Linked DNA regions of Homo sapiens: region 2 is linked to region 1. A link is an interaction called in ENCODE POLR2A ChIA-PET data of the cell type or tissue named here. Cell type or tissue: CD4-positive, alpha-beta T cell. All regions are shown on one strand. Each heading gives the region's core, and the rest is flanking DNA. Links, peaks and the distances in the headings are about the cores only. Region 1 overlaps ANKRD11 (ankyrin repeat domain containing 11). Region 2 overlaps SPG7 (SPG7 matrix AAA peptidase subunit, paraplegin).

The links. Peaks named below come from ENCODE experiments on the same cell type or tissue, not always from the same donor. Only the 100,000 strongest peaks of a DNase experiment are listed, where the experiment ranks them.
Region 2: POLR2A ChIA-PET joins it to region 1 with 11 read pairs; 3 of 35 experiments call an interaction of 5 or more read pairs at or near these places.

Annotation. Positions count from the first base shown.
Region 1 is chr16:89,400,278-89,405,646 of GRCh38, reverse strand. The region is part of intron 2 of ANKRD11 (ankyrin repeat domain containing 11); the gene reads left to right. The region is part of intron 1 of LOC128462377; the gene reads left to right. Among named protein-coding and RNA genes, the nearest start is that of ANKRD11, 88 kb to the left of the region's middle. RefSeq lists enhancers at 559-608, 3,258-3,758, 3,759-4,259. In CD4-positive, alpha-beta T cell, for the core only: no CTCF peak of the experiment used is centred there; DNase peaks (open chromatin) are centred at 256 and 2,466.
Region 2 is chr16:89,536,748-89,542,116 of GRCh38, reverse strand. All of the region lies in intron 9 of SPG7 (SPG7 matrix AAA peptidase subunit, paraplegin), which reads right to left. Among named protein-coding and RNA genes, the nearest start is that of RPL13, 21 kb to the left of the region's middle. In CD4-positive, alpha-beta T cell, for the core only: no CTCF peak of the experiment used is centred there; no DNase peak of the experiment used is centred there.

The DNA.
Region 1 (5,369 bases), core at 241-5,240:
AAGTTACCTAGAAAGCCGGGCATGGCGGCTCAGGCCTGTAATCCCAGCACTTTGGGAGGCTGAGGCGGGAGGATTGCTGCAACCCAGGAGTTCGAGACCAGCCCGGACAACATAGTGAGAACCCTGTCTCTACCAAAAAAAAAAAAAAAAAAAAATGAGCCAGGTGTGGTGGCACGTGCCTGTAGTCACAGCTAGTTGGGGAAGCCGAGGTGGGAGGATCGCCTGAGCCCAGGAGGTCGAGGCTACGGTGAGCTCATATCACACCACTGCACTCTAGCCTGCGTGACAGAGCCAGAACTTGTCTCAAAAACAGTTACCTATGTGACTAGAGGAGCTGTTTTGCAAATGTGCCCTACAGAATACAGTCATGCCCCACGTAACGGCATTTTGTTCCACAACAGACCGCATATGTGGTACCTCCTTCCACAAGATTTTTTATTTATTTATTTTTTTGAGATGGAGTCTTGCTCTGTCGCCCAGGCTGGAGTGCAATGGCGTGATCTCCACTCACCGCAACCTCGCCTCCACCGTGACACCAGGTTAACTGGTGTGGGCAGTTGTCCTGTGAGAGCGTGTGACGGGGCGTCGGGCTGTGTTGTGGGCCATGGCTCTGGTGGGATGGGAGAGGAGAAGTTTTTAGATGTTTCTTTTTGGAAGTCTGATTTCAGTTTTATTTAAAACAACAAACTACATTTATGGTGGTCTGTGGACACGATGTTTGTCCACGAGTTCACTTTACTGTAAAGGAAAGAACATCAACCAAGCAAGAGTCAATAGTGTGATTTACAGTGGTTCTTTTATTGTGTAGTACATTCAGCGTCAAGGTGGCATTTGGATCCATGATGCCTTCATCCTCAGAATGACCTTGCGAGGTAGGCGTGGCTGAGCACATGGCCAGCTGGGCCTGTCCCTGCCTGTTCTCCAGGCTTCACCTCTGTGTGCTTGTAGGAAGGTTGAACATGCCACTTTGTGGCATCCAGAGTTTCTCGCCCTCAGGATCCATAGTAGTGACTGCGTCTGTCTTCTCCTGACCTAGGCATTAGCCTGATAGAGTGCTGGTAACTTTGCGAGTCAACAGTGTTTTCAAAAGCAGCTTTTCCTTCTCTTCTCTTTACCCCATACCCTTCAAACTGTTGGCTCATTTTCTGGAGGACACCAGAATAACAAAATAATATTTTGTGGCTATTAATCCTTTAAAAGCAGAGGAAAATTTTTCCTAGCAGGAGACATAATAGGGTTGTACCTTTTCAGTGTTTTCAGTGAAGGCAATTTTTTTCATGCCCTTTGATTACAAAAATGTATTCCTTCCTGCACTTCCATTTTCCTTAGTTACACAGATGTTGATGTTCTCAGAGTCTTTGCTGGTGATTTAGTGCCTTGGTGAGGGTGGATAGGAGACTAGAACAGGGTTCTACAGTCGGCCAAACTGGGCTTCCCCTCTCAACCCCATGCTGCCTGAGGCTGGTGGGTCGAGCCACCTGTGGGCTGTGTCCATGACTGTCTGTTGGTGCTGAGAGGACTCCTGATTCTTCACAATCATGTGCCGGGCTAGCAGCTTATGTGATGCAGCGTTTGCTCTGAGAGTTTCCTGTAGTTTGGAATTTTAGTTATAAGTTTGCCATAGTTCTGAGTCTCTTGCATTCTTTCACCCTATTTTAGTTTTATAATCTTGCTCCTTTCTGTGCCCTATAATATAAAGATGTGTTGTTGTTTTGCTTTTTTAAGAGACAAGTCTTGCTTTGTTGACCAGGCTGGAGTGCAGTCATGGCTTACTGCAGCCTCAACTCTTGGACTGAAATGATGCCCCTTCCTCAGCCTTCCGAGTAGCTGGGACTCCAGACGCATGTCACCACACCCGCCTAATTTTTTTATTTTTACTTTTTTAGAGGTGGGCTTGCTCTGTTGCCCAGATTGGCCTCAAACTTATGGCCTCAAGTCATCTTCCTGCCTCAGCCTCTTGAGTAGCTGTGATTAAAGGCACGTGCTGTCGTGCTCACCTAAAGAAGTGTTTTGAAATCCCTTCCCGGGGAGGCAGCAGGGCTTTTATGTAAGTGGTCTCTGGTCTTTGTCTGTTTGGTGGTGTACTTTTTTTTTTTAAGCTACTGTCATTGCCCAGTCGTAGTTGAGCGTGTGTCCAGTTGCTTTATGTGTGGGCTTCCTGGGGGTGCCCTCCCAGAGCGCGGGGCCTCGCTTACTGAGAAACTTCCTCGGGACTTGGGTTCCCCGCTCTGCCCTCACCTGCGTGTGCTCTGCTGCTTCCTATCCTCAGACAGATGAGCTCCTCCATGTTCTTCCACGCGGTGCTGGGGCCAGTCAGGAGGGGCCGGTCAGGAGGGGGGAGCAGGCCACACAGGATTGCTCACAACATGTGCGTGGCTGGTGTGAGTGAGTGCGCATCAGATACTTCCTGTCAGTGCCCGTAAAGCAGAAGAGAGGGAGCGGATCAGGCCCTAGGGAGTGCGGGGTCCACCTGCCAACAGGAAGTTTCTCTGTAGTGTTTTACCTGAAAGCACGAGGGCACGTCACGCTGAGAGGTTGATGATGTGTCCACGTGCAGTGATGACAGCAGCGTTCCAGGCCACCCGCCACCACGCAGTTGAGCGAGGCAGTGCCCATGTGGAGCCTGGTGTTTGATGGTGGGGCTGAGGTGACTGGCCTTGCTCTAGAGCTGGAGCCCAGGCGGAAAAGAGGTCTCCACTGGCAGGCTAGGTTGCCTGCTTTGTTGGGAGTGGCGCAGTGCTGGCCCTGATGGGGCTCCTTCCCCCGGGAGAGCCTGGAGGGTCTGCAGGCCCCACCCCGCCCACCTCCTCCCGCAGTGCCGCCCCCCCAACCTCATTCCGCAGAACCCCCACCTCACCTCATCCCACAGAGCTGTCCCCTCACCTCACCCTGCAGATACCCCCTATCTCACCCCACAGAGCCCCTGCCCCCTCTCCTAACCTCGCAGAGCCACCTCACCTCCTCCCGCAGAACCACCCCCTTCACCTCACCCTGCAGTGCTGCCCCCCCCACCCACAGCTCACTCAAGGCTTGAACTCCCAGGCTCAACCAATCCTCCCACCTCAGCCTCCCGAGTAGCTGGGACTCTGCTGGTGTGCGGCACCATACGCAGCAATTTTTAAATGTTTTTCTAGAGGCGGGGTCTCCCTGTCATTCCCAGGATGCTCTTGAACTCTTGGAGTCAACCGATCTTCCCGCCTCGGCTTCCTCATGTGTTAGGTACAGGCTGAGCTACTACCTAAATTTAAATTGATGTGCCTACCGATTTAAATAAGCGCTCAATCCCAGATACCTTATTGTGGCTGGCTAAGGTTAGGAGTTCATGTGAACTGTACATTAGTATCGCTGAGACAAGCCTCGTTCTTTCTACAAAGAACTGGCGTACGTCACGTGTAGGCACCCAGATATAATTGGTTCCACATTTCGCCTGCCTTTGTTGGAAGGGCTGTGCTTTCATGCAGTGAACTGTAGGTCGTCCTCCTTACTCTAAAAGTTACACAGATTCAGTGCCTTATGGAAAAGTCAGGATTTCCATTAAAGAGGTCCATGGACAGAGAGTGAAACTTGGTGTGGGGGTCTTTCGGGGCTGCCGTGATAAATCACCACAGACCAGGAGCTTTCACAGCAAGGATCTGTTCTCCCACGGCTCTGAGACCAAGCTGTCTGCAGGGCCGGTTCCTTCTGCGGTGCTGGAGGGGTGGGGGCGGGCATCTGCTCCAGGCCTCTCTCCAGGTTCTGGGGGATGGGGGAGTCTCTGGTGTGCCCGGCGGGTTCTGGGGGATGGGGGAGTCTCTGGTGCGCCCGGGCTTGTAGACGCATCACCACGATCTCCGCCTCCCTCTTCACCCAGCGTTCTCCCTGCGTGCACAGCTCAGTGTCCACGTCTGCCCTTTGTAGAAGGAAGCTAGTTCTGTGGGGTGAGGGCCCACCCTAGCGATCTCACCTGGATCATCTGCAAAGACCATGTTTCCCAGGAAGGCCATCGTCTGTGGTGTTGGGGGGCTAGGACTTCAACATACCATTCTTGGGGGACACATTTCAACTCATAACACCAGTAAATAAAGCATAGAGAAGAAAGTAAAAATCGCCTGTAATCCTTCCACCCAAGATAAAACATGTAAATCTAAAATGTTGAATATATCATGTACTTTTTACAAAATAAGGATTACTCTGGATATAAGGCTTCACATTCTGCATTTTAAAGCTTAGCATTAATTTCCCATTATCCCAGCGTGATATTTAGTGGCTGCATAATCAAGAGAGAAATTTAATGCCAGACGCAGTGGCTCGTGCTGTAATCCCAGCACTTTGGGAGGCCAAGGTGGGTGGATCACGAGGTCAGGAGTTCGAGACCAGCCTGGCTAACATGGCGAAACCCGGTCTCTACTAAAAATCCAAATGTTAGCCGGGCGTGGTGGCGGCCGTCTTGGAAGGCTGAGGCAGGAGAATTGCTTGAACTTGGGAGGCAGAGGTTGCAATGAGTCGAGATCACACCATTGCACTCCAGCCTGAGCAGCAGAACAAGACTCCCTCTGGGGAGGGGGAGGGCGGGTGGGGGGGAGAGAGAAATATATAACATTACTGAGACAACTTGAGGGCCAGCGTGTTGTGGATTTGTCCACCCACACGCGGGGCCTCCCTTTCCATCTTGGTCTTGGGTGCCATGCCAGGCAGCCCCGGGGCAGACGGGGGATGTGTCTGTGAACCCGAGCAGGGTGGAGCCTGTGAGAGGGTGTCTGCAGAGGGTGGAGGGCGACAGGCGTCCAAGGTGTGTGCAGCTGGTCCAGGTGGCTGCAGGGGTTCCCGTCAGATGACCAGCCTCCAGCGCAGGGAAGCCTGGGGCAGCAGATGACCGGCCCCCAGCGCAGGGAAGCCTGGGGCAGCAGATGACCATCCCCCAGCGCAGGGAAGCCTGGGGCAGCAGATGACCGGCCCCCAGCGCAGGGAAGCCTGGGGCAGCAGATGACCGGCCCCCAGCGCAGGGAAGCCTGGGGCAGCAGATGACCATCCCCCAGCGCAGGGAAGCCTGGGGCAGCAGATGACCGGCCCCCAGCGCAGGGAAGCCTGGGGCAGCAGATGACCGGCCCCCAGCGCAGGGAAGCCTGGGGCAGCAGATGACCATCCCCCAGCGCAGGGAAGCCTGGGGCAGCAGATGACCGGCCCCCAGCGCAGGGAAGCCTGGGGCAGCAGATGACCGTCCCCCAGCGCAGGGAAGCCTGGGGCAGCAGATGACCGTCCCCCAGCGCAGGGAAGCCTGGGGCAGCAGATGACCGTCCCCCAGCGCAGGGAAGCCTGGGGCAGCAGATGACCGTCCCCCAGCGCAGGGAAGCCTGGGGCAGCAGATGACCGTCCCCCAGCGCAGGGAAGCC
Region 2 (5,369 bases), core at 315-5,314, 140 kb before region 1:
GGGCGGCGCCGGGTTCAAGCACAGCTCGGCCTTCAGCAGAGCCCAGCCACCCTGCGGGGCACGTGCTCCCCACCGGGCTATGTGTCAGGATGGCCACCCTGCGGGGCACGTGCTCCCCCCGGGCCGCTATGTGTTAGGATGGCCACCCTGCGGGGCACGTGCTCCCCACCGGGCCGCTATGTATCAGGGTGGCCACCCTGCAGGGCACGTGCTCCCTACCGGGCCGCTATGTGTCAGGGACATGTGGTTTCAGGATACAGACTTCCTGGGACTGGACACATGCTCCCCCTGGGCAGCTATGTGTCAGGGACATGCGGTTTCAGGATACGGACTTTCTGGGACCGGATCCCTGGTGTGACTTTTTAAGTTTTGTATTCTGATGGTAACAGACACACAACAAATTGCAAAAACAGCACAGAGCAGTCCCTTTGGCCCTGGTCCCCCAGCAGCTGTGCGTTCAGTAGCTGCAAAACAAAGGCAAAGCCAGGAGACTGACATGGAAACGCCAGGCCCCTGCTCAGATGCCCCCACTCCTATGTGCTCTCACCTGTGTGTGTGCTCCACAGATGGACACCTGTGTCACACGCACGTTCACATAACGAGCATCTCCCCTCAAGACACAGAACCGCCCTCCCCAGAGGCATCCCTCCTCCCTGGAGACCTCCCCTAACTGCTGACAACCAGTAACCCGTTCTCCATCCCCAGAATTTTGTTATTTTGACAATTTCGTACAAGTGGAGTCATACGATACTAAGCCTGGCTCTTCTCACTTTGCGTCATTTCCTTGTTGCTGCAGGAAGAAAGTTTCCTTCTACTGCTGCATAGAACACCATGATAAGGATACACCAGTTTCAGCTCTTCTATTGCTGCGTAGAACACCGTGATAAGGATACACCAGTTTCAGCTCTTCTATTTCTGCGTAGAACACCGTGATAAGGATACACCAGTTTCAGCTCTTCTATTTCTGCGTAGAACACCGTGATAAGGATACACCAGTTTCAGCTCTTCTATTTCTGCGTACAACACCGTGATAAGGATACACCAGTTTCAGCTCTTCTATTTCTGCGTACAACACCGTGATAAGGATACACCAGTTTCAGCTCTTCTAGTCGCTGTGTAGAACGCCGTGATAAGGATACACCAGTTTCAGCTCTTCTATTTCTGCGTAGAACACTGTGATAAGGATACACCAGTTTCAGCTCTCAGCCACTGAATGGCACCTGGGTCACTTCCAGTTTTTAGCTATTACAGGTAAATGAGCGTCGGCGCCCAGGCATTTCGTGTGAGCCTAAGTCTTTGCTTTCCTGGGATGAGCACCCAGGAGGGTGGATGCGGGGTCATGTGGTGAGCGCATGTGGACACGGGGTCACATGGTGAGCACACGTTTAGTTTTTTAAGAAGCTGCCAAACTGTTTCCCAGTGAGGCTGCACCACGTCACACCCCCATCAGCAGCGTACAAGGGATCTGGTTTCTTTGCATCCTCAGCAGCGTGTGGTGTTGTCACTGTTTTTTGAGTTTTGTTTTGTTTTTGAGATGGGGTCTCGCCCTGTTGCCCAGGCTGGAGTGCAGTGGGGTGACCACGGCTCCCTGTAGCCTCGAACTGCCAGGCTCAAGTGATCCTCCCACCTCAATCTTCTGAGCAGCTAAGACTACAGGTGCGCACCACCACTGCCAGCTAATTTTTGTATTTTTTTAGAGACAGAATCTCACTATGTTGCTCAGGCTGGTTTCAAACTCCCGGGCTAAAGTAATGCTTCCAACTCAGACGCGCAAAATGCTGGGATCACACGTATGGCCCAGATCTGGGCCGGTCACTGCTCTTTACTCTAGCTCTCCTAAGAGGTGTGTGTTCCTATCAAAATCTCAGCAAGATACTTTGGTAGATAGGAACAAGCGTATTCTAAAAATTACAGGAAAAGGCAAAGGAATAGCTGAAACAATTCTGGTAAAGAACAAAGTGGGAGGAATCACTCCACCTGCTCTCGTCTCACAGAAGCGAGAGACCAGTTGTGTGCGGAAGGACAGACTCACAGAGCCAGCACAGACCCCCACATGCACCTGAGCTCCGGCAAAGGTGCAAGCACAACTTGGTGGAAAGAAGACAGCATTTCAGACCAGTGGGGCTGGAGCACTTTTCCACAGGCAGAAAATGAACCTGACCAAACCTCCCACTTCATGTAGACGTTAACTTAAAATAAGATCATGGATTAAATATAAAACTTCTATAAGATACCCATGAGAGGCCAGGCATGGGGGCTCACACCTGTATTCCCCACACTTTGAGGAGCTGAGGTGAAAAGATCATTTGAGCCCAGGAGTTCAAGAGCAGGCTGGGCAACAAGGTGAGACCCCCAACTACACAAAAAAAATTCTTTTTTAATTAGCCAGGCATGTTGGTGCACACACCTGTGGTCCCAGCTACTCAGGAGGCTGAGACGGGAGGACGGCTTGAGTCCCAGAGGCTGAGGCTGCAGTGACCCATGATCGCACCACTGCACTCCAGCCTGGGTGACAGAGCAAGACTCTGTCTCAAAGAAAAGAAAAAAGAAACCCACAGGAGAAAATCTTTAGGATCTAGGAATAGGCAAACAGTTCTTTTATTTATTTGTTTTTTTGAGAAGGAGTTTCGCTCTTTTTTGCCCAGGCTGGAGTGCAATGGTGCGATCTTGGCTCACTGCAACCTCCGCCTCCCGGGTTCAAGCGATTCTCCTGCCTCAGCCTCCCAAGTAGCTGGGATTACAGGTACACGCCACCACACCCGGCTAATTTTGTATTTTTAGTACAGATGGGGTTTCTCCATATTGGCCAGGCTGGTCTTGAACTCCTGACCTCAGGTGATCCACCATGCCCGGCGGGCAAACAGTTCTTAGACTTCACAGTAAAAACGAGATCTATAAAAGCAAAAATTGATAAACTGAACTTTATCAAAATGAGCAGCTTTTGCTGTTCCCCGTTAGAGGGTGAAAGGACAAGGGACACATAGAGTGCGTAAACCACATGTCCAAAAAAGGGCTGTGTTCAGAGCCCTGGAAAACACTCAGAACTCAGTCAAGACACCCACTGGGAAAATGGCCCCTTGGGCCTCGAGATCTGCACCCCCAAGCCCTGAGCTCCCACCCCTTAGCTCCTGCCTGGGTTTCCCACAGTATCCTCAGTGTTCAGGGCTGCCTGCTGGTCCACCATCACTGGGACCTAAGACATTGTCCAAAAAACAAGCAACCAAACTCAGGATAAAGGACCGGCTGCCACAGCCTCACTTCCCACAGGGCCGCAGACAGGACCCCTGAGAGGCCCTCAACTTGCCGCAGGACCCGACAGTTTGGGGGATGTTTTTGGGTCAGAGGCTCCTTCCATTCCCTGTTGGAGACGCATGTGGAAGACGGCAGGGCAGGCAGAGGCAGCACCACAGGGAGCAAGCCACGGACAGAAGCTAGACCTGACCCCGCTCTCCCGCTCAGAGCCTGAGATCCTTGAACCAGCACCCACTTCCTCTGAGAGGACAGAGGGCAGAAACAGCAGCATCACCTCTGGGCCACGAGCAAGTGCTCAAGAGCTGACTCAAGTGGGAATAAGCCATACTGCCGGCCCCTCCCCGCCTGCGGAGCCCAGAAGCCCAGGGCTCCTCGTCCACCCGGGGAATAAGCCACACTGCCGGCCCCTCCCTGCCTGCGGAGCCCAGAAGCCCAGGCCTCCTCCTGTCCATCCGTCCCCCAGGCTCACTGTCCATTCTGCTTGGACCTGGGAGAATTTCCCCCCGTGCTCTCTAAATGGCTCTTGTCAAGATTTTACCAACAGGACTTCCACATGGAGTGGTGACAGTGGATGCCCTGGCTATGTGGGTGTGGAGGGTACTCGTGCTTTCTTTGAGGGATGTCTCAACGCACCAGGACAGCACGAGACGCCCAACCCGAAGTGGCTGCTGCCACCTGAGTGCGCCCTTCCAACCTGAGGTCTAAAATGGGGAAGAAAGCTGCATCCCCATCCCGCTCCCGGCAGAGCCAATGCTTCTGAGTGGGAGAACACACTCTGAACCCCAAGTGTGGTTCTCTGCGCTCCAGCCTGGCCACACCAGCGTCACCCAGGGCTCGGCAGTGCTCGCAACCCCCAGGGAAGTACAGGGGCAGTCGGCGGGCGTGAGTTGTGAGTCAGACGGCCGGCTCCTGCTGGGCCTCAGCTTCTCCCTCTGCCAGCGCCCATCTACCCACCTGGCAGGCAGTCCACGGCTCCCAGGGCAGAGCGTGCTTGATACATTTACTGCCACATTAAGGACAAAGGTAGGGGTGTCCCGGGTCACACTGGGACCAGGACCAGGACCCCAGCTTCCCAGGACCTCATTCACTGCCCAGACACTGGGAGCCTGGACCTGAAAGAGCTCACGGCAAGCACTGCCAAGCTCACATGCTGATGACTTTATTTTTCACAGACTGAAAAAACAGAGCCTGGCATGGTGACTCAAGCCTTGAGTCCCAACTACTTAGGAAGCTTGAGCCTAGGAGGTGGAGGCTGCAGTGAGCTATGATGGTGGCACTGCACTCCAGCCTGGGCGACAGAACGACACCCTGTCTCTGAAGAAAAAAAAAGTCGAAGCATAAAATGTTCACAGCAGCCTTTTCTGTGTGTGGCTGCACGTCAGGGGCCGTCGTCTTGCTTCCACCACCAGGGGATGACTACGTTGAAGGGAGGCCTGTGTGAACCGCTGGGCTTCCGCAGCTCCCGCGTGTGGTCAGCGCCGACGCTCCCCATCAACGCTTTCCAGCACAGGAGCCGGGACCTGGACGTCCATCGCCGGCGGTGCCTCCAGTGCTCTTTGACTTGCGCCCTTCCCGGGGGCTCTGGGGTCCGCAGGACACCGCCATGGACCGGCTGACGTAACCAACAAGGCTTGGGCTTTTCTCTTCCCCAGTGAGATTTCCCCACGACCGGCACAGCGTCGGCCCTATCCTGTGCGCTTCCATGAACGGAAGCAACAAAGCCTGGCCTGGGACCTCGGCAGGGCTGAGCATGCACAGCTGTGGCTCTGCATAAAGGGACTTGTTTAGAGCTGGCACTCAACAAGAGGCCTTCAGTCAGCGGATTCCCAGGCCTGAGCAAATCCGGGGGCGGAAGCAGCTATTCTTATGATGGCACAGAGAGGTTATGTGGAGAAGATCGTTTGATATACGCTTGCCTTTGGGCTCAAGTCACTCAAAAAGGTGGTCTCTATCTTCAGTGCAAAAGGCAACCCCAGCAGAGCGAATGACCCTCCATTGCCCTCCGTGACCCTGTGGGCTCCGTGAGACAGGAGCAGGCGGGGGTCTTTCCTCTGAGCTTCCTCATGGTCCCCTGGGAGGGTAGCTGGTCAAGAGAGGCACCTGGTTGGAGAAGAAGG